Regions from separate parts of the Mus musculus genome. Here regions 1 and 2 are each linked to region 3. Evidence: chromatin loops called from intact Hi-C (ENCODE). Cell type or tissue: left cerebral cortex. All regions are shown on one strand. Region 1 holds the start of Tfb2m (transcription factor B2, mitochondrial). Region 2 overlaps Smyd3 (SET and MYND domain containing 3). Region 3 overlaps Cnst (consortin, connexin sorting protein).

Region 1 (8,000 bases), 79 kb before region 3:
TCCCAGGTTCTGAAATATTGCCTGTGAACTCACATCTGGTCTTACTACTTCCTGATATCTAGGATCCATTTTAAAGAAGTCACAGTGAACCACCTGTAGCTCTCCATCCATGTTCCTCTGTAAGGGCTAAAGAGACAGTGGTGAGATTAGAAATGTATCATCATGTGCACCATGGGACAACTTAAGATCTACCTCAAAAAATAAGAAACAATAATAAAAATAACAACAGCTGGTGGGGCAGGCCTGAAATCTTATCACTCATGAAACTGAGGCAGTAGAATTATAAATTCAAGAAGGTCCCGAGTTACACAATAACACTAAGGCCAGTCTATCTCTATGATATAGTGAGATCTGGTCCACAAAATCCAAGAGCTGGACTGCATTATAAAGCTTAATGGTAGAACACTGGCCAAACAAACAAGGAGGCTCTCCAGCAACTCAAATCAAATCAAACAATTCAAAAATCTTGCATGAAGATGTAAACAGTCCCAGTAAACCTCAAATCTAACAAAGGAAATAAAAACCAACTATTGCATGAGAAATGATCAAATACAACAGTTTTCTTAAGAAAAGATGTCTGAAACACAGGTAACCTTGCAGTGGCCGGGGAGCTCAGTAGTTCAGGACTCGTGTAGCTGTACAAGGCTCTGTGATCCAACCATCAGCACATTAAGAACCAAACCAAGCCAGGCATGATGGTGCACACCTTTAATCTCAGCACTCAGCAGACAGGAGCAGGTGGATGAGGCTGGCCTGGTCTAACAGAGCAAGTTCCAGGGCAGCCAGGGCACACAGAGAAACCTTGTCTCAAAAAACCAGAAAAAAAAAATCACCAACAAAATTTCTTGTTCTTTTCTTTTTTAAATTTTTTATTGTTGTTGATGATGCTTTAGCTGTTTGTAAAGGTGGCTCTCTTTTGGACGGTGTGGGGAATGTTAAGGTAGGGTCTCACTATGTAGCACTGGTTGGCCTGGAACTTACTATGTAGATGAGGCTACCCTCCAACTCTTAGGTGATGGATTCTGCTTCTGTCTCCCGCATGCCAGGATTGCAGGTACTTGGGAGGCAGAAGCAGAAGGAGCTCTGCCAATCTTAGTCTACTAGCTTTTTTCCTTCTTCTTTTTCTTCAATGTTGTCAATTACAAAACAGTTTATTTTGTGTTTCACCATGTAGTCCTGTCTGGTCTAAAATTCCAAATATAGACCAGGTTAGCCTTGAAACCAATGGCTCTCACTCTCCTCCCTCTGCACCAGACTTGAGGAATGAAAGGTGCATGGCACTTCACCTGCCAGGCTCTCTCTCACCACCCAGGTTTAACCATGGGCCTTGTTTGTGCTAGGCCAACTAGCTGTTCTACCATGAGCATAACCCCACTAACGGCCAAAAACAACTCAACCTTCCAAAGTTTCATTTTTAAACAGTTTGATCTTTAGATATTGTAGCTATTTCCACAAGATTTTCGTTGTCTCGCAGCACCTTTAAATTCAGGCCATTCTTTCTTCTTGCTTTCAGGAACCTGATATAGATGTTTCCTGAATTAATTTCTTCTCTAATGGTTAACTGTCAGTTAAAGACTCAGAAACACTGAAACAATCATTTGGGAAAAAAAACAACAACAGCAGCATTCTGCAACTGTGCTTATCCATCTCAACCCTTTTTGGTTTCACTTGAAGTCCTAAGTAAACTCAGAGAGAACAGTGTACCACCATTAACCTAACCTTAGCACTTACTCTTGAAAGTTAAGTTCACACAGGGCAGAGCCACAGCACAGTACTGAAGATGGGGACATGAGCTTAGTGACCAATTATATATCATTCAGCTAGACTGTATAGGAAGGTAAGATGGGACATAGTTCCTCCTGATCTTAAGGGAATAAACTACACTCATTTAACAAAAGGTAGATTAACAACTGAAAAGTGTAACCACAAATTAATGGGAGCCTATGTAACAAGTGTTCCTATGTAGATCTAGAGAAAGTGTCCAACTTCACGCTGAGAGTCAATGGAGAATGGGCAGCTCTGTGGGGATGAGCTGGAATAAAAGGGGTGTGACCTGAACCAACCAAAGGTGGAAGCAGACCCAGGGCCGCTCCGTTCAGATTCTTAGGCTCTCTACGTTTGTCATTCGTTCCTCTTGGGCAGAGGGTGAACGCTTCTGACAAAAGAACTCCCGATCCTCTATGAATCAAGGTAGGCCAAAGGCAGTTCTCACACAGAAAGCTTACAGTAATTCTCAGGCCTATCATTTCTTTTGCAGTGAGGTGGTCCTAGCTTCTGTGTCTATCCTGAGAATAGGAGTTCTGCTCTCTAGGGCTTGATTTGAAGAACAGGAGGGCAGAAACACTTTCTTCCTGAAGCTACACCTGAGGGCTTCCAACTGTCCTTTATTCCAAAATACTCACTTATTATTAATGAGTCATGCTTTGAGGTTATCATTTTCGGGGCCCCAGTAGGAACTAGAAAAGAGATTTCAGAACTCCCAAGCTTTCAGAAACTCAACAAGCATGGAACACTCAACAGGTCCTAGTCTTTATAGATATATTACTTTAGGAACATAAAAATATACCTCCAAATGTGGAATAAAAGTCTTTTCACTTTCAAAGGCAACCACTCTGGCACCAGCTTTAAGTAATGCCCCAGTCAGGATTCCAGGACCTGGTATATTAACAGAAAAACTTTATTTGCAAAATAAACAACATACTGTCTGATTCTGTCTCTCCATTTCTATCTGTCTGTCTGTCTGTCTGTCTGTCTCTCTCTCTCTCTCTCTCTCTGTGTGTGTGTGTGTGTGTCTTTCTCTTCCTCTATTTTTAAGACAGGATCTCACTGTGTAGCTCTGGCTGTCCTGGAATTCACTCTGTAGACCTCGATGGCCTCCAACTCACAGATCAGTCTGCCTCTTGCTGGGATTAAAGGTGTGTGCCATTGCATCCGGCCACAGTCACTTTCAAAGTCGACTTTACACAAGCTTCAACGACACAATGTTTCCAGATAACATTCTTTTTGCATATAGAAAACTATGATTAGGCAGTTACCTTGAACCCACAACATCTCAACAGGTAAGCTGTACAGCCTTCTGTCTGTCAGTGACAGCAACACTTACTGTCCTAACAAATGTCACTATTTCCTAGAAGAAAAACAAGTATATAAGATAGTATGTAAGATTGCGACTACCTCTTACTCACGGACTATTTGAATGTTTAGCCATAAAAATTACTGTCAAGTCTAAACGAAATGACTGTCAGTAAGAAGTGATGCTTAAGAAAGAAAAAAATACAATTCAGGGTCAATGAGAACGCTCAGAGGGCAATGGCGGTTGGCGTAAAGCCTGAACACTTCGTTTCAATCATTGAGATCACAAGTGTAGGGCGAGAACTGACTCTCGCTAAGTCGTCTTCTGACCTAAACACGCGCGCATACACAATAAACAAACACTAATTTAGGATATTGGGCACGTAAACGCTAAGGGCAAAGCTTCTGTTCAACTCACCTGGATTGCACTCTAGTATAATTTGACGGGATGGGTTTTGGTGCTCCAGCAGGTCCCGTACCAGGTTCCTGGCCGCTTTCTTACATGCTATGTGACGCGTAGGCTCCGATCGATTCCTGGATGTCCACGGGGACGACTCCTCCAAATCAGAATCAGGCAACGGCTCTATATTGAAGTCAGAGAAGCCGCGGCGGTTCCTCGTTTGCCAGTCCTTCCGCGTCGCCGCTCCGGACCCTAGAATGCAAGATGGGCCGCGGGCCAACGCTGACAGCGCGATCCGCGGGGGAAGCCGCATCGCCGGTCCCCTCATCCTCCTCTAAAGTCCACCTCAAACACCAGTTAAGGTAGCCTCTGCGAAGAACGCAGAGCACCCCATCACACGTGCACACATTTCACCACCACACTAGGCCGGGCGGAAGTAAACATTACGAATGGCGCATGCGAACGACCTAGCCTCAGTCCTTTGCTCACTCGCTTCCGCTTCCGCCTAGGCTCCGCCCCCAGGCTCCTGTGCGTGGACTCTCCGGGTGTGTCCGTGCTGGAACTCTATGGTCGCCCGCCCTCCGCACTTCCTCTCTAGCCGCGGTCTCGCACTCTATGCTCCTCGGTCCGGCCGCCAGCCGGGAGGGTTGCGCAGAGGGAGGCGGGGCGGGAAGGCTAGAGGTGTCCGATCCTCCAGTGCCGCGGGAGACCCGAGCCGGCGGTGTGACAGCTCGTCGGCCGCCATGTCAGCGCGCGGGGCTGGAAACAGACCCGGCGCCCGGCGGTAGCCCTTGCATTGCCTCGGATGCCCAGGTAAGACCAGCAGCCCGGCTGCAGGGGATCAGCCGGCTGGCGGCGACCGCCGAGCTGTGGGGAGTCGCTGGCTCCTCCCCGGGCGCTGTCCTCCCCGGAGTTGCAGCGGGTCCCTCTCGCATCCGCCCCCTCTCGGATCTCCTGTTTTCCCCGCTTTTCTGCGGGTACGCGGTTGTCGCGCGTCGCGCCAATTTCTCCGCGCGCGCTCCCCTCCCCGGGGACCCGGCAGCTTCTACTCCGCGTCGGTGTCTCTGTTCGGTGGCCCGTCGCCTGTGCCAGCTTCCCTGCGGGTAGCTTTTATTTGCCCCCATATACCTTCTTTCCCCTCCACAGCTACCTCTTTGGTTGTCAGGAACCGCCGAGTGCCTCCCTTCTTTCCCTCCCTGTGGGCCAAGATTTACCTTTTCTTTTTAATATGCATGTTTGCAAGACTGAAATTTCAGGCTGAAAAATTTTAATATTTGAAAGCTTAAAATTCCTTCCCATGTTTAAAAGGATTAAAGCCTTAGGAAGCTTCCTTATTCTCTGTGTAAACTTAGTTAAGCACATTGTACCGTAGAATGCAATTTAAAAGGCCGATTGCAAAGACTAAAAATAGGATACTCTAATGGGAATTTTGGCAGTGTTAGAAGATCCTTTTCTTTGAGAGTGATTTCGGTGTTTGGGGATCGTACTCAAAGCTTTGCCCATTATCCCTTCCATCAAGGCTGGAAGCTGCGGCCAATCAACTTCTTAGTTTAAAATATGTACAATCCTTTCTGCTTACTCTGCTGGCAGCATAATTGAGCTTGGCATATAAATGCACAAGGAAAGAGTTTCTCAGGAATGTGTCACCTGCCAAGTAGCCTCAAGATTGCCCTTAGCTAATGAAACTCTAGGGCGGAAAGAATTGACACCTGAAGATGGCCTTTTTTGCATGGTAAGTTAGTACACTGCAGAAGCTATTAACTGTTGTTCACTGATCTTGATTTTGTTAAGTTTTTGTTTTGTTTTTTAACATCCTTTCTTTATTGAAATTATTCTTCCCAGGCATGGTGGTAAAAGTCTGTGCTCCTGGCATTCAGGAGGCTGATTACCCACCAGTTGGAGGCCAGCCTGGGATGCATAGAGTTCAGGGCTAGTTTAGGATATAGTGAAACCATGTCTCAGGAAAAGAAAAAAAGCAAAGGTGACCCCCCCCCATTGGCATTTTGATAAACTCAGAAGGATTCTAGACTTGCACCCCTCCCCAGAGCTATATTTTAACAATTGAATATGGCAGAATGATTTTTATAATTTTTATTAATTAAATAATTAATTAACTTTACCTCACGATCCTTGCCTCCCCTGCCTCCTCTCCTCCCAGTCCCTCCCTCAGAATGATTTTTAAAAAATATCAGAGCAATAACAAAATTTACTTACCCAGTATATTCTTGAGTTTTTCATTTTTAAAATAAGCCTCTTAAGGCAAGGGGATTGTAGCTCAGTGGTAGACCACTTCGCACGTATAAGGCCCTGAATTCCAGACCTAGCACCATTTTTAAAAATTTCACAATGCCTGTGGACCACAGCCTACTCAGTCCAAGGAAACTTGGGGCAGGGTTTATTTTCCTTTTGAGTGGTTGGCGTTAGGAAAGTTATATTTATCATTGTCCTTCTTTGTTAGGGGTCAAAGCCTGGGCTTTGCACACGCGCTGGGCGAGTGCTCTGCCCTGGAGCTACCTCCCCAGCTCCCTGTTTCTGTTTGTGTATGTGGTATGCATGTGTGTGCCTGTGTAGTGTGATGTCACGTGACTGTCACTGTCCACTGTTTTGTTGAGACATGTTCTGTTCCTGACCCTGGAGCTCAGATCCTGCTGGGCTGGCTGTCCGTCAGTGTCCACGGCTCCGTCTGCCTCCATCCTCCACGCACTCAGGTTATGGGTGTGGGTCTTTGGGGATCAGGACTCAGGTTTCCATGTTTTCTCTGCAAACGCCTTCCCGCCTGAGCCCCCACCCTTGGTTAACTCAGCATCCCTGGCACTGCAGGCCTTTGCCATGTGCCTAGTTGTTTCCCTCTGCATAGAGTTAATGGTATACTTGTCTGCATTTGCAGGTACTCGAGCAATACAGAAAGCACCCACCCCATGTCCATTTCACTTTTAAAATGAATCTTAGAGTCAGCATTTAGACCTACATTTTTAGAAAAGCTTAATTAAAGTTTTTTTTTTTTCACAAATTGCTTAGCAGTTGGGGCTTTTGTATCTTGTGCAATTTTTGTGCCTTTGAAGTAATTTTTCTTTCTAATAGTGCCTGCTGGTTTCTTTATGGCTGGTTTTAAATTATTTTTCTTATTAAGTTATCATAATCAGATTGCTTGAGAACGGAAACTACTGGTTTCTCTCTTTTTTTTTCTTGTAGCTTTTAAATGAGAATTGAAATTGGGAAATACTAAATGACAGTTCTGGCTTGCATCAGACTCAAGGCTGGAGAAGCATTATTCAAAGGCGTGGAAGATAATTCTAAAACTTGACTAGCAGTCCCACTTACCAGGTGGAAATGGTCTTAGTGGCTTTACTCCTCTGTATAGCAGAGTTACAAGTAGTTGTCAAGATTTCCTGCTAAGTCTGCAGCTCTGATGTGGTTAACACTCAGCACATCTCAATTAGGGCTGACCCTGTTGCAAATGTCCAAGAGTCACTTATAGCCAGTGCCTCCCTCATTGGCTGGCACATAGCTATAGCATTGCTGTTTGATGCTTAAAATGTCTTTCTACCTGGAGAGTCTGATTCTCTTGGGATACATGAAAAAAAGCCTCTCTCTCTCTCTCTCTCTCTCTCTCTCTCTCTCTCTTCCCTTTTATAAGTGCTTCCATTCTCAAACTGAGAAGATTCTGTGCAGGAAGAGGGTTCTAAGAAGTCTCTTCCTATTCGGTGTTGACATCAAACTCCGCTCCTTTAGTGAGTGCTGATGTCAGTGCTTGTTTAGTGAGTATCAGAAGATGAATAGAGGGCTCAGTCATTTCCTTGGGTGTCATTGTGACACCTGTGCGGCAACACTGTATCAGGGCTGGAAGAGTCTTTGTCTACTAAGTCTGTTGGCACTGAGTAGGGTGTTCTTGGGAAGGACCTGTGGAACGCTTGAACTTGGTTGTGAAACAGGTAGGGTACCTGCTGTTGTTGTGTTGAAACTGACCCTTTTCTGACCCAGTTTCAAGTATAGCTGATGGGTTTGGAGATGTGGGCCTCTACAGCATGGTATTTCTTATCAAGAGCGAGGTAGATTTTTTTTTTAGGCAAATTATAGAATGAGAGAGGATGTGCTATTTTGGCTTTGAAATCATGGGAATCAGAGTTTATGTTTGTTAGAAGGAAGTGTGGCGGCTTTATATAAAGCTGCTGGCACATCGTCTAGGGACCTGCCAGGAGCTGCTTCACAGCAGGTGTGGTAAACTGTCATGTTCAGATGAAAATGTCATGGTTTAGAGCTGAAGTAACATGGAATCCAGCTTCCCCATGTGGGGACCAGCCTGACCCAGCATTGGTCCTGTCTTGACTCCCGTGTTCTAATACACTTCCCAATTAATACTTCTTATAATTTAACACTAAACAAGTCTGCTTCTCTGATCAGGAGACAGACTTTCTATCTAGAATCCAGACTTTATAGAACAGCACACTGTAAGGCTGCCTGTGGAGGGTCTACAGGAACAAATGCAGAGTTGGAGAAGGTGGACAGACTAATTTTTGTGAAAGAGGTG
Region 2 (8,000 bases), 110 kb before region 3:
AGCATCCAACTCAAACCTGCAGGATTAATCATCTCCACACCCAACCCCCCTCCCCCTCCCCCTCCCCCTCCCCCTCCCCCCACCCCCTCCCCCTCTCCCTCCTCCCCTTCCCCCTCCTCCTCCCCCTGACGTGCACCACGGCTGACTCCTGTGGAATGCTTCATTAAATGCTACCCACTCTGCCTCGGTTTTCTTCCTTTCAAGACAGGATCTCAGCATGGAGGACTCCAGCAATCCTGTCTTCGTCTCCCTCACTCTCACTAAAGCTCTTATGGCTCGGGAGATAACATTTATAGGACAGGAATGGCAGCCCACAACTTTAATCCCAGGTCTCAGGAGGAAGAGGCAGGCAGATCTCTGAGAGATCAGGTCCACATAGCAAGTTCCAAGACACCTAAGGCTTCATAAAGAGATCCTATCTCAAAAGTACAAAACAAAAGAAAAAGGACAGTTTGTGTTTATTTCTTTATGAAAACACCTTTTATTTTTATTTATGCATTTGTGACAGCATGGGTGTATACATGCATGTGTGCATGCGCACACAGAAGCCAGAAAGCAGCTTTGGATCACCTGGAGACTGTGGGTGTTACAGGCTGTTGTGTGTTAATCCCATTTGGGTACTGGGAACAAACTCTGGTCTCTACAAGAGGAACAAAGACTCTTCAGTCCAGAGCCATCTCTCTAGCCACAAGAAAACATAGTTTGTAATCCAAGCATGGTAGCATGCATCTGTTATCCCAGAACTTGAAAGGTGGAGTCAGGAGGATCTGAGTTCAAGGCTATCCTCGGCTAGTTAGGAGTTAGAAGACAGCCTGGAGCACATAAAACCCTCCTTCAATAATAAATAAATAGAAAGTTTATTTCAAATTAGTATGTTTTAATAAGTGTTTTGCAATGTATCAGTTTTTATTTCTCTATGCTGTAAATATTAATAGACATAAACAAAACCTCTTACACCAGATATGGTGGTATAGGCGGCCTGGATTGCCAACACTTGGGAGGTGGAAGCAGAATCAGTAGTTCAAAGTCACCCTTGACCACATGGTGATTTCCAAGCCATCCTGGGCCACAGACCTTATCTCAAAATCAAACACTGTGCTCAGCAGCTTTTTTTTTTTACTACTCAGCAGCATCTTCCTACGAAATCTGTTCCAATAAATTTTCCAGCATGTAAAGGGGCTATGTCAAAGGACAGCACACAAGAAGAGCAGCCGCCACCACAGGCATTAGCTGGCTACTGCCATCCCATGAAAGAGGAGAACAAGAACGGCACTGCTCACAGAGATTTCCAATAGCAGTCATAAGTCAAAGCAGCACAGACCGCAGCAGTGGGCAACAGAACAGTGGGAAGAAATCTGATGTCTCCATGGCAGGGGCGAGGAAATACAAACTGACAGCAGGGAGCTGGCTGGTCCTGGGGGTCTCACCATTTGCAAGCCCAGGATTAATTAACTACTGGAGAAGTCCGTAGGACACTGATTTCCAGGCACCATCCTCTACCCCCTGTCCCATGTCCTTCTTGAGCACCCGGAGCAAGCATCGAGCAGTCTGGAAATGGAAAAAAGCTTACTGCCGTGTACAGAGCAGGTCCTCCTGTCTGATAACAATGTCCTCGGCTGTGGCATTCACATGGATCAAATGTTTTCAGGCTCAGAGCTCAGCCACGCGGCCCTTTCCCAAACCACCTTGCTAAAGAAAATAAGCAAAACAACAGGAATTATGACCGTCACCTGCAAGGAAGCCTGGAAGTCATTCGTGTCCACAGTGTCCTTTTCTACCCACTAGTCACCAGTCACTCCATCTCATTCCTTCACAGGTCTCGGACCCCCAGATAAACCCATCAGCCATTACAAGGAATACCCAAGCCATGATTTCAAAACAGCGCTACAAGTATAGCCTATGAAATGATTCTACCAGTCCTCTGCCTTCAGGGCTTCCTTATGGAAAAGGAGTTTATACGAAGTCAGTAACTGGCTTGTGCCCAGCACTAACAAACTTCACAAAATTAGCTATCATATAAACTCAAATGATGTTCAAATGATTTTTTTTTTTTGGTTTTTTTTCGAGACAGGGTTTCTCTGTGTAGCCCCAGCTGTCCTGGAACTCACTCTGTAGACCAGGCTGGCCTCGAACTCAGAAATCCACCTGCCTCTGTCTCCCAAGTGCTGGGATTAAAGGTGTGCACCACCACGCCCGATGTTTCTTTTTTTTTAAGATTTATTTATTTTTTATTATATGTAAGTACACTATAGCTGTCTTCAGACACACCAGAAGAGGGAGTCAGATCTCGTTACGGATGGTTGTAAGCCACCATGTGGTTGCCGGGATTTGAACTCAGGACCTTCAGAAGAGCAGTTGGATGTTCTTACCTGTTGAGCCATCTCACCAGCCCCTGATGTTTCTTTTAAAATAAGTTTTAGATATATTCATTCTATTATTTAAGTTTTTCCAGCAGCGGCCGCCTTTCTTGGGGCTCTGTCGTACCCTCTCAAGAGTTCCCAGAATTCCAAACATAAACTATCCTCAGTTGGCAATATCATACCCCTGCTAGAGCATGAGGCAAATCATAGTCACCTGCTGTGGACAATTTGAAGCAGCCCTATATCCCACACCTGGGATTTGAAATGAAAACATATTCACATAACATTTCTGTGTGTGTGTGTGTGTGTGTGTGTGTGTGTGTGTTTTAATTCTCAGTAGTTTTCCATACAAATATGGATTTGTACCTGGTGAAGAGAGTCAGAAACCCTGGAAGTGAGTTACAGGGAGTTGCAAGCTGCTCCATCGGTCTGAGAACCAAACCCAGGTCCTCTGCAGGAGCAACCAGTGATCTCAATCAATGAGCAGTCACTGCACGCTCTGAATGTCTTTTACTCATTAGGAGTCAGGGGCACCAGGTTTCACGATTTCCACTCGGGGTAGCAAGCCAGTGTGAGAATTGACCTTTGCTAAACTAAACTATTCATTACAATACCTACCTTTCTTGGTAACTTAATTTAGAAAATTCACCCAACACCTCGATCTCTCAGATGTGTGATCATTTCAAAAATTGTTCCCCTCTAACTGTTATGCATGCCCCTAAGACATATAATGCTAAGCAGATTAGCACTTCAAGTCAATCCATTCTGTGACCATTTGTAACTGTCAATATCAAATCTTCAATAAAGTATGGTGGTTTGGATGCGAATACCCGCCCTCCACCGCCATGGGCTCATACACTCACGTACTTAGTCTCAGGATGATGAACTGTTTGTGGAGGACTAGGAGGAGTGGCCTTGTTGAAGGAGGTGTGTCACTGGAGAGGGGCTTTGTCTATCTGTCTCTGCTCACTGCCTTCCTCCTCCCCTCTGTCCCATCCCCCCGCCCCCCATCCCTCCCTTCTTGGCCTGCTGCCTACAGATCAGGATGTAAACCTGTCCGCTACAGCTACAGGGCCATGCCTGCCTGCTTTTCGCCATGATCATGGACCAGCGCTCTGAAACTGTAAGCAAGCCCCAATTAACTGCTTCCTTGTGTGAGTTATCTTGCTCTTGGTATCGCCTCACAGCAACCGAACAAAAACTAGGCAAGGAAAAACAAAGACCACCAAGCTCAGAAGAGAAGGCTGTTGAGGCTGACTCCTATAATCACAATCACGGCGTTGGGGTCAGATGAGGCAGGCCTTCCGGGAGGTCAAGGTCAGCTACAGGATATCTGGAGTTCCAGACTAGCCTGAGTTGAACAGCTTAACTGGTTAAGTGCTTGCCTTGCAAGTGTAAAGAGCTAAGATCAGTCCCTGAGGACCTACCTATACAGAAGCCAGGAATGATGCACATTCTTGTTATCTCAGAGCAAGAGAAGTAGCTAGGGAGCCTAGTCTACTTGGTAAGTCCAGGGCCTGTGAAAGACCCTATCACTCACTCACTCACTCACTCACTCAATCAATCAATCAATGGCAGTGCCTGAGATACTGCCACTCGAAGTTGTCGAGTTGTCTTCTGGCATCCACACACATGTGTACATACATCCATAAACATGTACACACACAAAATAAATAAATATATACATATATATACATGTGTGTATACATACACATACATATGTGTGCGTATATGTGTGTGTATATATATATGTGCATGCATACATACATACATATATTTTTTTGAAGGGCCTTTAGCCAGGCACAGTGGCACATCCCTATAATCCTAGGACTCAGGAGGTAGAAGGCAGAGGGAGGAAGACCAGAAGTCAAATGCCACTCTTGGCTATACAATTCAGGTCAGTCCGGGTGACACGAGACCTGTCCTAAACAACTAAAAGGACCTTTAACTGTGTAATTCCACCACATTCATAACCTACTCTTTTCCTCCTGGCCTCATCCCCAGCTCAGAGGCTGTAACCATCCTGTGGGCTCTTATTTACAGCCTAGCCTCAAGTTCCTTCTGCTCTCCCCACCCATCACAGCTACCCAACATCTGGGTCAATCCAGCCAGCAGCTGCCAACTGCGGCAGAATGAAAAGCACTGCACTAGGAAGTGTTCAGAGGTTAAACAACAGGTTTTAACTGGTCCTGCCACACTCTACATGAAGCCCACGTTTCAGCAGGCGATTCCCTCTTCTTTCCTAGAAAACTATTTTGAACCTTCTAAGTCTGAGTCACTTAGCAACCACTTCCTTGGCTGTCTCACACCTTTTTTAAAAAAAAAATTTAAATGCATTTATGCGGAGGGGGGATTGCCTGCACGTATGTCTATGTATCACATTAAAAGTATTTATGTGGGGAGCCGGGGGAGGGAGTTGCCTACACATATGTCTGTATATCACATGCACACGTCAAGTGCCCCTGCAGAAGCCAGGATGGTATTGGATTCCCTGGGCCCAGAGTTACTGTTGTGAGCTGTCTCATGGGAGCTGAGAATCAAACCGGGACTCTCTCAAAGAGTAGCCGGCACCCTTAACCACTGAGCCATTTCTCTAGCAATGAAAGTAATGCTTGTTTCAATGTTCTGGTTTTGTGTGTTTGTTTTTTGTAATCTCTCTCCTGAATATGATGTGGTGTGTTCTAGAACTCATGGGGTCTCACTATGGCTGGCTTAGAATGTGCTACATAGACCAGGCTAGCCTTGAACTCAGAGATCTACCTGCCTCTGTCTCCTGAATGCTGGGATTAAAGGCATGTGCCAATGAACTGGATTTTAATCACTGCTGCTGCCTGCTCTCACACCACATCTCACCACACCACACAGAGCTGTTTGCCCTTGCCTGCAGTCTAGGTCCAGAAAGACTTCACTATCTTACTAGACCATCGTCCTGCAGTGCCATTATGGCGAAGACATATACATTTCAACTCAAACGTGGTGACCTTGTGTTCTTGCTGGACTGGTGCCATCTTGTCTCTTGGGACATCATTTTGCTCCCATCCCTGGTGTCCACAGTCCTGACTTAAGGGTCCCCATCACACAGTCCCTTGTCCTGATGCCTGCTCTTCCCTCGGTCACTAACCTCCTCCATCCATCTCACTGAGAGCATTTCAGAATCCCTTGCCCCAGAGGCTCCCCTGTGTAGCCACTGCCTTCTACCACTGTTGGGCTATGGCAAGCAGAGTTTCTCTTCTCATGACACTAAATTATAGTGCTGGGGGTGAGGGAGTGTGGCTTGGTGGTAGACTGTTTGCCTAGCATGTGTAAAGCCCTGGGTTCTATCCCCAGCACTACAAAAAAAAAAAAAAGGAAAAAAGATCCCAAATAAAGAGGAGAAAGTATAGAGATGAAGACCCAAACTGTACCATTATTATCTGTCCCTCAGTCCATTTAACACACCCCCATAACCACAGAATGTCAGCCAGAGGAGACCACTTGGAGCATGTAACTCCGACAACATGGTCATTCTCTACATTCGCACACTTCTCTCCACAATCCACAAAGGCAGGAAGACCTTCCCACTTCCAAGTCCTACTTCCCTCCTGAAAGGCACAAAGCTCCAACCCTTAGTAACACATGAAATGCTCTTTGACTTATAGAAGGAACTATCATTAGAGTTTGTCCACAGTCAGTATTGATAGAGCAGCAGGCAACATGGCCCTTTCTAAACCATCCCCCAAATACTGGCCCTTTACAGCATAAACAATTTCCATCTGCGGTGTGCCTTGTAAGCTAGAATAGAAAGGTTAGACTTTGGTCAGTACCATGGTAAGGAGACTTACAAATGCAAGGTGATACAGTCAAGAGTTAGTTTTATATTTTCACTTGTGTGTAGCACCTATGTGTACGTGTGCCTTGTGTGATAACATTTTCACTTATGTGTACCTATGTGTATGTGTGTCTCGTGTGAACAGATACCTGCAGAGAGCTGAAGACATGAATTCTTGGAGCTGGAATTACAAGTGATTGTGAGCCAAACGACAAAGATGCTAGGGATCAAATCTGGGTCCCCTGGAAGAGCAGAAAGTACTCTTTACCTCTGGGTTCTTTCTCCAGACCCCACAGTGAAATTTCACATGCTGCATTTAACCAACATAAGCTGAAAGTAAACAAAACTCATTGTACAATCAATCTTTTGTATCAGCAGCAAACTAAAAATGTGTACGACAGCAGGGAAAACAGTATACATGATTGCAAGTCACAAGTTTATCTTTTTCTTTCAAGTTGCTAGGCAATCGCTACCTCAGAGCCATAGCCTCAGCCTCTTTATTGTCTTTTCCATTCACTACATGAAAAGCCAGAAGCCATTCCTTAAAGGAGAAGAACAAGAGATACTAGGAAACATATTCAAGTTTGAGGTCAGCCTGGTGTACAGAGTGAGTTCCAGGACAGCCAGGACTACACAGAAAAACACTGTCTTGACAAATAAAGCAAACAAAGAAAGTGTCAGACACACTAGAACATGCCTATAATTCCAGCACTCGGGAGTTAGAAGCAAGATAAGGAGCCGAAGTCATCTATCCTCAGCTACATAGCTAACAACAAGCCATAGTGCGCTATCAGAAAACTTTGTCTAAAAATAAACAAACAGATAGACTTATAAATACTTAAATAAGACAGATAGACTTATAAATTAGTGCTAACCAAAGCACTAATCAAATGCAAAAAAAAAAGCAAATAGAACCTGGTAACCATTTGTTCTATTTTTATCCCTTCCCCATAAATGTTGCAAAGTCCATGTTTTTGTTGTTTTTGTTGTTGTTGTGGTTGGTTTGGTTTGGGTTGGGTTTTTTTTTTTTTTTTTTTTTTTGGTTTTTCGAGACAGGGTTTCTCTGTGTAGCCCTGGCTGTCCTGGAACTCACTTTGTAGACCAGGCTGACCTCGAACTCAGAAATCCGCCTGCCTCTGCTTCCCGAGTGCTGGGATTAAAGGCATGCGCCACAATGCCCAGCTCAAAGTCCATGTTTTATTAGGTAATTATATAATAGTCAAATAAAAGACAGAAAGGTTGGGGGCTGGAGAGATGGCTCAGGGGTTAAGAGCACTGACTGCTCTTCCGAAGGTCCTAAATTCAATCCCAGCAACCACAAGGTGGCTCACAACCATCCATAATGATATCTGCTACAGTACACTCACATTAAATAAATAAATAAATCTTTGGACCAGAGCAAGCGGGACCAGAATTAGAAGAAAAAGTGTCTGAAAACAGCTACAGTGTACTTACATATAATAAATAAATAAATCTTTAAAAAAAGACAGAAAGGTTAACAGAACATGGTAGCAAACGCCTTTAATCCCAGCATTTAGGAGACAGAGACAAGTGGATCTCTGAATTTGAAGCCAGCCTGGTGTACATAGTGAGTTCAGAGCAAATAGTGAGACACTGTCTCAAAAAAAAAAAGAAAAAGAAAAAGAAAAAAAGTTTGCAAAATAATCCTGCCAGACACTCATATTACAAAATGAGAGCTATGTCTGCTCTGCATTAGAACACAAAAACTCAACAATACAACACCTTCTTCTCACTTTATAAGTGATGGTGAATAATAAACAAACAAACAAACTCCACGTACAAGAAGAAGAACAGGAAAATGTATTCCACAA
Region 3 (8,000 bases):
TCACCTTAAGTACTCTGCCGTTGATCAGATAAATGACGTTACAGGGAGTCCTAGCTTACAGCTAGGGCTGACATCCACAGAGCTGAGCCCACACTGCCCACCCATGTCGTCATCTATAGTATGAAACAAGCAGGCACCTGCTCCCCGTGGGCTGGGGTGTACACAAGTGAGCAGCTACATCCCCTCCTGTCTCTTCAAACTCTCTCTCTCTCTCTCTCTCTCTCTCTCTCTCTCCCTCTCTCTCTCTCTCTCTCTCAGCTTCTGATCCCAAATGACAAGCTAGTGTCGTGGTTTATAAGTAAGAGATAGGACACAGGAAGGTAGCCTGTGTGAAAGTCAGAACATGGGTGGTGGAGGCTGAAAAGCTGCCTCGTGTTTTCCTGTAAAGCACCAAACTATAAATAGGTCTTTTAGGCTTTATAGTCTGTGACAACTACTTAGTTCTGCCTTAAAGCCTCCCACCCCCACCCCAACCCCCACCCCCCCGCAAAGAGCTGGAGAGATGGCTCAGTGGTTAAGAGCACCAACTGCTTCTCCAAAGGTCCCGAGTTCGATTCCCAGCAACCACATGGTGGCTCACAACCATCTGTAATGGGATCTGATGCTCTCTTCTGGTGTGTCTGAAGATGGCAACAGTGTACTCACAAACATACAATAAATAAATAAATCTTTTTAAAAAAAGCTCCCCCAAAGCTATGCAAAACTTGGGTAGTTTCCAGTTAAATCTACAAAAACAGTGAAATACAGCTAGGGATGGTAGCGAGCAGGAGACTTAGAGAAGATCTCAAGTTCAAGGCCAGCCTGGGCTATATATAGCAAGTTCCTAGCTTTCTTGAACTGTGAAGTAAAGGTGGCCTGTAGAGGGTTGGGGGCATGGGGGAAAGAAGAACCAGGGGGCTGCGGGCTATATAGTTTACTATCCTCTGCATACAGAATGAGTCATAGAAAGCCGAGAGAGATTCTACAACAAAACTCCCCAAAAGATTTTGACTATAGATTACTTAGTACTGTGTGTACTTTCTCTGAGGTACTAAGGTAACTCATTCAATGTTAAGTTTGCTACCGTATCTTAAGTGCTGTCACTAAGCTAGACGTAAGTCATGCATGTAATTCCAGACTTCTGCTAAGACAGGAAAATTGCCATGAATTCAAGACTAGCCTGGGAAAGACCTTGGCTCGGAAGGAGGGAGGGAGAGAGGGGCAAGCAAGCCAACCTGTGGATGAATGAAAGGGGGATGGAAGTATAAGTCACTCTCATGGTGCTCTGTGGTTGCACGTGTAACATAATCGCCGATAAGTCCCAGATACGCCCCACACTCCACATAACCACTGGTTTTCCCACTCTCTGACAGGCCATTCCTGCAGAAGGGCTGGTGTCCATACTGAAGAAGAGGAATGACACAGTAGGCAGCCATCCTGCACAGATGCAGCAGAAGCCGGCTAAGCGCAGAGTGCGATTCCAGGAAATAGACGACAACCTGGAGCAAGGTGCGCCCCGGCAGCCCTGGGTCTGGGAGTGCTGGACAGTCAGGTGACACGAAGTTTGCCAGCAGGATTTGTAAGGGTGTGTAGACTCAGTTGCACTATCTTCTAGCAGAGAAACAAAGTTTCTCTGTTATATCTTAAATTTTTTTCCTTTTTTTTGCCGAAATAAATGAGTGAGTTGCAAAATAGTCTTTGTAGTCTCACCAACCCAGAAATAAGTCAAGGTTGAAAACTCACCTCGGATATATATATATATATATTTCTCCTCTCCTCCCCTCCCCTCCCTCCCCCCCCCCCTTTTTGCTTGCTTTCTCTCTCTCTTGTGGGCTTGTTATTTTTATTTTGTTTTTAGTGACACATTACTGTCCCTCCTTTTCTGTGAGGCACTCTGTACAGAAGCCAAGCGTCTCCCAAGAGCTGCTCAGCACAGTTGCCCTTGAGCACCTCTGTCCCTGGCTGGCACTCAGGCGATGCTGTTATGGGCCTCAGAAATGTTTTTATTTTATCCTGGCATCTCGTGTGTAATCAGCACAGCTCCCCTGACCCCAGGGGACTTCTCTAACCTGACCACACACATGTGCACCCAGGTCTGGAACTCTCAGGCCACCTCCTCCCTCACCAAGCTACTCAGCTTTATCCTTCTTAAAATACAGACTACAACCACCTCTCTGCCAGTAAGGTCGAGGAAAAACATGTAGATACCGTGTATGGATTGATGTCAAGAGTCTTGCAATCTTTGTTGTACTGACGAGCCAGTGCATAGGCAAACCTCACTCCCGCCTGGAGCTTCCTAAAGAGCCCAGCCCACACCCTTCCTCGGGGCAGCACTGTGTCTAGAAGTGTAATGTGGAAGCTCATAGGTAACTGGGGTGTTTAGAATTTTTTTTATGTGCATGGATATTTTGCCTGCATATATGTCTGTGCACTACATACATGCAGTGCCTGAGGAGGCCAGAAGAGGGCATCAGATCTGCGGGGAAATGGAGTTACAGAGGGTTGAGAGCTGTTGTATGGTGCCTGGCATTCGAAGCTGGGTCCTTTGGAAGAGCAGTCAGTGCTCTGAACTGCTGAGCTGTCTCTCCAGCTGCTCATGGATGATCCTAAATTTATGACAGCCACATAACAAAAGTAACAGTATATGAAACCTGTCTTAATGGTATATTTCATTTAACAGAGCTTATCAAAAATATAACATGGTCAGGACTAGAGAGTTGCTGGTGAGAAACTTCCCTCTTCTCCTCACTCTGTCCTCCAAAGCAGGAGTCTGTTTCACACTCCAGTTCATCTCTGTATCAGCCACGTATCGGGGGCTCAGCTGCAGCTCACGTTTGTCCCCACCACAGCCCATCATGCATGTTGCTTAAGCAAAAGTGACATTTTCAGATACCTGAATGGTATCCAAACGTCATCCCTCCATGTACCACAGGAGCCAAGACTCCTGAATAATAAAACCTGCAGATGCTCAGGGCGCTTGTATAAGACAGTGTGTGTTCTCAGGGACTCTGCTCACACCTCCTGTGTACTTTCTTGGACACTGATGATTTGTGGTGTTGTTGTTGTTGCTGCTGCTGCTGCTGCTGCTACTGTTGTTGTGCATCTCAAACCTGTGTCACAGTGTATGTATGGAGGTCAGAGGACAACTTCTGGAGTTGGCTCTCTTCTGCCACCATCAGTTAATTCCAGGGATTGCGCTCAGTCTTGTGTGCCCGAGCTCCTTTACCAACTCTGCTATCTCACCCATCCTTCCTTACTCTTCTTTTTAAAAAATGTCTTGGATCAACTTCAGTAGTTGAAGTCACCTCTGGATTATATATCAGATCCCGTGAGTTTAAATAATCTGTACATAATTGCTATGTGGTATTGTTTAAGGGGATGTGGTAAGAAAATAGTACATATTTAGTGCAGACAGTTCTTCCGAACATTTGGTCCACAGATCAGAGCCCATAGATGGGGAGGAGTCACGGTGATGAGAAAGTGGGAGGAGATGAACTAGGTCGCTAGCCTAGATTAGCAGGCATCGGAGGACTGTGATTAAAAGAACCCGTGAAGAGACTTGAGCTAAGCCTGCTGATAGTTTAACCCCGTTCTCCTGTTTGCAGATGAGGTTGGTGGTGGTTCCTGCATCCTGCTCATCTTGCTGTGCATAGCCACTGTCTTCCTCAGTGTTGGAGGAACTGCACTCTACTGCACCCTGGGCAACATTGAGTCACCTGTTTGCACGGACTTTGCCGACAACGTGGACTTCTATTACACTAAGCTGCTGCAGGGGGTGGCAGGGCTGAAACACTGGGTCTACCTCTCCTAGCAGTAAGCGTGGCAGGCGTGACAGACGGCTGACAGACAAAGAAGATGCAGACTTCCCCGACAGCGTTTATCTCAGAAGTCATGAGACATCCCTGCTCCCTGGCATCAAGGACCCAAGGATGAACGTTAGAAACAGCAACATTAAACAGCAGCCCAGGGAACACAGATGTAGGCACCGAGGACAGAGAGAGGGAGCTATGGCGAGCAGGCCCCTCTCCTTGCTGCTTCCCCGTGTCATGTGGGGCTCACACTGAGGGCTAAAGGGCACTCCTGGTTTACAGTCTTGCTCCACAGCCATTGCTTCCCACCATCATGCAATAAGTTTCTTTGTCATCAGAGAGCATTATCTTATGGCTTCAGTGCCATTTTTTAGTTAATCTCGGGAACTGTGTGATTTAAGCCTTGGGCATTACTCTAGATTCTGGTCTCCATTTGCAAAATGGTTGTGGGGGGCGGAGGCAGGGGTGGTCTGAAGCAGTGATCACAAGTGGATAGCCAGCATAGAATACAAAGATGACCTTTATTCTTTTAACTTGACGACAATGTGCAGGCACAACTCTTTGGAGAAGGCTTACCTGTGAACTAGATAAACTGTAGAGATGTTGGCCCCGAGTTGAGAACTGACAGACCTGTGTCGATGAACTTGACAGGCCCAAAGGCACAGGGACAGAACTCCCAGGTCCCAGGTGAGAGTTCACTCTGGCTTCTATGCTGCCTCAAGAGATGAGTGCCGGGCTCTGTGCGCAGCTCAAGAGAAACTTACTGAGTGTCTGTTATGTCCTGAGAGCCTCAGGAGAGCATCCTGAGTAAGGAGTGGTTGCCACTGTGCAGGTGTTTAGGGCAGGTAAACCCATACTCTGACGAATGAAGCAGACTACCACGTGTATGCGTACTCTCAGGCCGTGCGCTTAGGTGTATGGAATGTGTTCCTCTCGTGGGCTCATTCTAGAATGCTTCATGGGCTCATGAAGCAGAAATCCAGTCATACCCTAAAGAGACAAATGTCTAGTGTTGTTTAATTCTGTCACCAGGTGGCCATTCCTCATTTGCGGTACAGTGATCTAATGTTTAGGAGGCCTTCCTTTGACTTTTTATATTCGAGGCAACATCTTTTTTTAAAAATCATGAATTATAGTTTTTTAGCAAGTGACCGTTATGTTCTGTTTTCCTGTCGGGATCGTTTGGAAGGAAGGAGAAAACTGGCTTTGCAGGTGTTACTGGCTGGCACAGTACCTTCCTTTGTGTCTCTGCTTATTTATTTGGAGTGTGAACTTAAGGAGCTTTTTTATGAATTGAGCGTGCGCTGCTGAGCCTGCATTCCTTCATCCCACCGCTGCCTATTTAATTAGATGCTTAGTGTTTGGATTTTATACCATTTCAGCTCCGTGTATTTTTAGACTTATTTTGAAATTGACTTTTTATTTTCACTTATAATACTGCGTGGCTTATCTCTTATGTCACCATAAACTGTAATATTTTCGATGGGTATAGATCAGAGTTATTTATTTAGAAGTATACAGAATGCTGAAATTTAGATTCGTTATACCTAAGGCTGATTTTATTAGAAGATTATTTTAATGTCCTACTATAAACTTTAAGACTTTGTATTCATATCATATGTAACATAGGTCCCATCATCCTGGAACAGTGGTTCTATAGGAGCCACGAGCGAGGTCATCTGTGCAGGCTCCTCTCGATACACAGACATTTCACCCTCATGATTTCTAGCTGCGGGGATTTGATGATCTTTGTTTCTGCCAATTTTATGTCAAGAAAAGTTCAAATCTCCCTCCTGTTCACCTCTTTTCGGTCACTCAGAGTCCCGTGTGATCTCTGATGTTGTATTTGCCTCTCAGCCACCTTGGCCACATTTCCAAAACCCTGGGTTTCCTGGGAGAATCCAGTAAAAGAAAGGGCTGAAATGATACCTGGCTAACCAGTGACCCAGTTGTGTATCCAAGGAGCCGGTGCTCACCACTCGGGGAACCAGAGTGATCGGGAGCAGACTGACCTCGTGACCTAAAGTGGGTGTGAACTCTCACCTAGAAAACCTAGGGTACCTTTGAAACCTGTAATGGTCATTTATTGCATGAATTGGAGTATCCCCCTGCAGGTGAGAGGATGCTATCCTACGTACAAGCATCAGACAACTATGCTGAAATGTCACTCCTCCTCTCATTTGAAAGTACTGACAACTATTTATACCTAGAGTTCTGAAGAACTGTATTTGAGGGTGTCAAATCAAGCTTGTAATTTAAAATCTACACCAACAAAATGTCTCCGAGAATTTATTTGAACCCTTTGGGTGTTGGGGGACGTGCTTGAAAGCAAACTATAATGCCAGAGGTCGGGCCAGTCCCTGAAGGAGATGCCAGCTATTTGGAGCAAGTCTTTTTTTTTTTTAATTACATTCACATATTTTGGGGAGGGACCACAATTGTGCCACAGTGTCCATGTGGAGGTCAGAAGAACACTTAACGGAGTCGCTTCTCTCCTTCCACCATTAGGGTCCAGAGGCTCAAACTCAGGTCATGCGCTTGAGAGCAAGCGCTTTCTCCCACTGAGCCATCTTATCACCTCTATTTTGAGGACATCGTAACGTCCCTAAGTAACAGTTCTCAGCTTTTAAAATACCTCTCTGCCTGACTAGTAACCAGGCTCCACTCTCAAGTGCTGCATCCTTTTAGACTTGAAAATCAAGTCCAGAGTCTGATTTTATCAGTCTGTGAATTGGGGTGTGAGAGGTGCTGAGGAGCTGAAGTTTGAAGGTCAGGCTTATTTTGCAAGGGCAGATGTGATTTGGGTCTCCTGAATGGCAGGACAACATAGCCTAAGGGGAGCAGTGAGGAAGGACTGGGTGGGGCCAGGGTGGGGCGGTGGGTGTTGAACAGAGGGAAAATGGAGACCAAAGAAGCCTTCGGCTGGTGACCTCCTTTCCTGACACTGGCCTTTGTGACACTCACTCCCCATACATAGGCGGGTTATTTTTCATTATTAGCATCTATTAATACTGGGTTTCATTATGACACTTGCATACGTGTAGATAATGCATTTTGAGCATCTTCATTACCTGGTACACTCTTGTTCCCCTCCGTCCCTGCTCATCCCCTTCGAGAGGCTGGGTTCTTCATCCTACTGCTAGCAGGCAGACCTCTGTAAGCTCTCATTGCTTTGGGCACAGTTGATCTTGTGTGGCGTTTGTAGTATTTTGACATTGATGCATTCTGTGTCTGAATAAGCACATGTACATCTCTAAGCCACAGGTTTGGTGATGCTCGGCTCCACTACACTTCTGTTTCCCTCACATGACCTGCACCTGCAGAGACTGTACGAGTGCCTCTGGGGCTTTTGGACTTTAATAGCAATGTAGTAAGCTGGGCGTGGCTTTGTGTCTGGTGCTGAGCAGCTCGTGTTTGCTGCCTTCTGCCCCCTTACACACATCAGATTGCCAGCCCTGTAAGCACAGTGAGAGGGCTGGGGGCCCCACTCGGCTTAAAGAGCTTGCGTCTGATAAGGGAATGTATTTGTAAAGAAGGAACCAAAAAGAAACTAGGTAACAACGTGCTACCTAGAGGATTGGAAATTCAAGTTCTTTCATTCTGCACTGTTGGGAATAAAGGAACTCACAGCAGCTGATAGGAAAGTCAAGCAGCCATCTTTCCTGACTGCCAAAGGTCTGGTGGTTACTATGTAACCAGTACTGCATCACAGCCGCTGTGAGCACTGCTCAGTTGGTAGCAGGCAGGTTTCTAGCAGTGGGAATCATCTCAGCCAAAGCTTGCTGTTCAAAACAGAAGGGTTCAGGCTGGTGCTTGTTTGCCCCTTGTGCACAAGACAGTGTCAGATAAATAAGTAAAGTCTTAATTGCCCTGAATTGAAAACCACCTCACAAGGAAAACTAGGGCTAGAGAGTGTTGCCAGTCAATATGGCAGTCATTTAAGAAGTACTCAGGGCACAAAATGCTCTTAAAAAAAAAAAAAGTACTGCTGGCCCATTTTATGAGACCAATAGTGAAACAAGATAAAGACAGTGAGAAAACCAAGAAGCTAAAGTCACTATTGCTAGTCCACCACTATGTCCAAAATCTTTTAAAGAAAATAGTTGCTAGGACAGAGTCAGAGAGGCAGGGACAGCTCAGCCAGTAAAGCACCTGCCTGGCCAGTAAATACAAGGACCTCAGGATCCCACGTGAAAACGCACTTGCAGTCTC

What was found. Hi-C counts contacts between places; a loop is a spot of excess contacts. Peaks named below come from ENCODE experiments on the same cell type or tissue, not always from the same donor. Only the 100,000 strongest peaks of a DNase experiment are listed, where the experiment ranks them.
Region 1: it touches region 3 in a loop (2.7-fold over the local background); 12 of 42 quality-filtered maps call a loop at or near these places.
Region 2: it touches region 3 in a loop (3-fold over the local background); 31 of 42 quality-filtered maps call a loop at or near these places.

What each region holds. Positions count from the first base shown.
Region 1 is chr1:179,542,332-179,550,331 of GRCm38, forward strand. Tfb2m (transcription factor B2, mitochondrial) reads right to left here and starts at 3,945. Exons shown (of 8, transcript NM_008249.5): 1 at 3,491-3,945; 2 at 2,567-2,655; 3 at 1-126. The coding sequence starts at 3,800. Cnst (consortin, connexin sorting protein) reads left to right here and starts at 4,198. Exons shown (of 11, transcript NM_146105.3): 1 at 4,198-4,285. In left cerebral cortex, a CTCF peak has its summit at 4,327; DNase peaks (open chromatin) are centred at 3,367, 3,680, 4,027, 4,391 and 2 more places; H3K4me3 peaks cover 2,486 bases; H3K27ac peaks cover 1,486 bases.
Region 2 is chr1:179,507,447-179,515,446 of GRCm38, forward strand. The region is part of intron 1 of Smyd3 (SET and MYND domain containing 3); the gene reads right to left. Among named protein-coding and RNA genes, the nearest start is that of Smyd3, 6.6 kb to the right of the region's middle. In left cerebral cortex, no CTCF peak of the experiment used is centred here; a DNase peak (open chromatin) is centred at 4,658.
Region 3 is chr1:179,621,415-179,629,414 of GRCm38, forward strand. Cnst (consortin, connexin sorting protein) reads left to right here. Exons shown (of 11, transcript NM_146105.3): 10 at 1,353-1,488; 11 at 3,585-6,059. The coding sequence ends at 3,790. Among named protein-coding and RNA genes, the nearest start is that of Sccpdh, 43 kb to the right of the region's middle. In left cerebral cortex, CTCF peaks have their summits at 2,442 (motif pointing right) and 3,151; DNase peaks (open chromatin) are centred at 1,405, 2,425 and 3,145.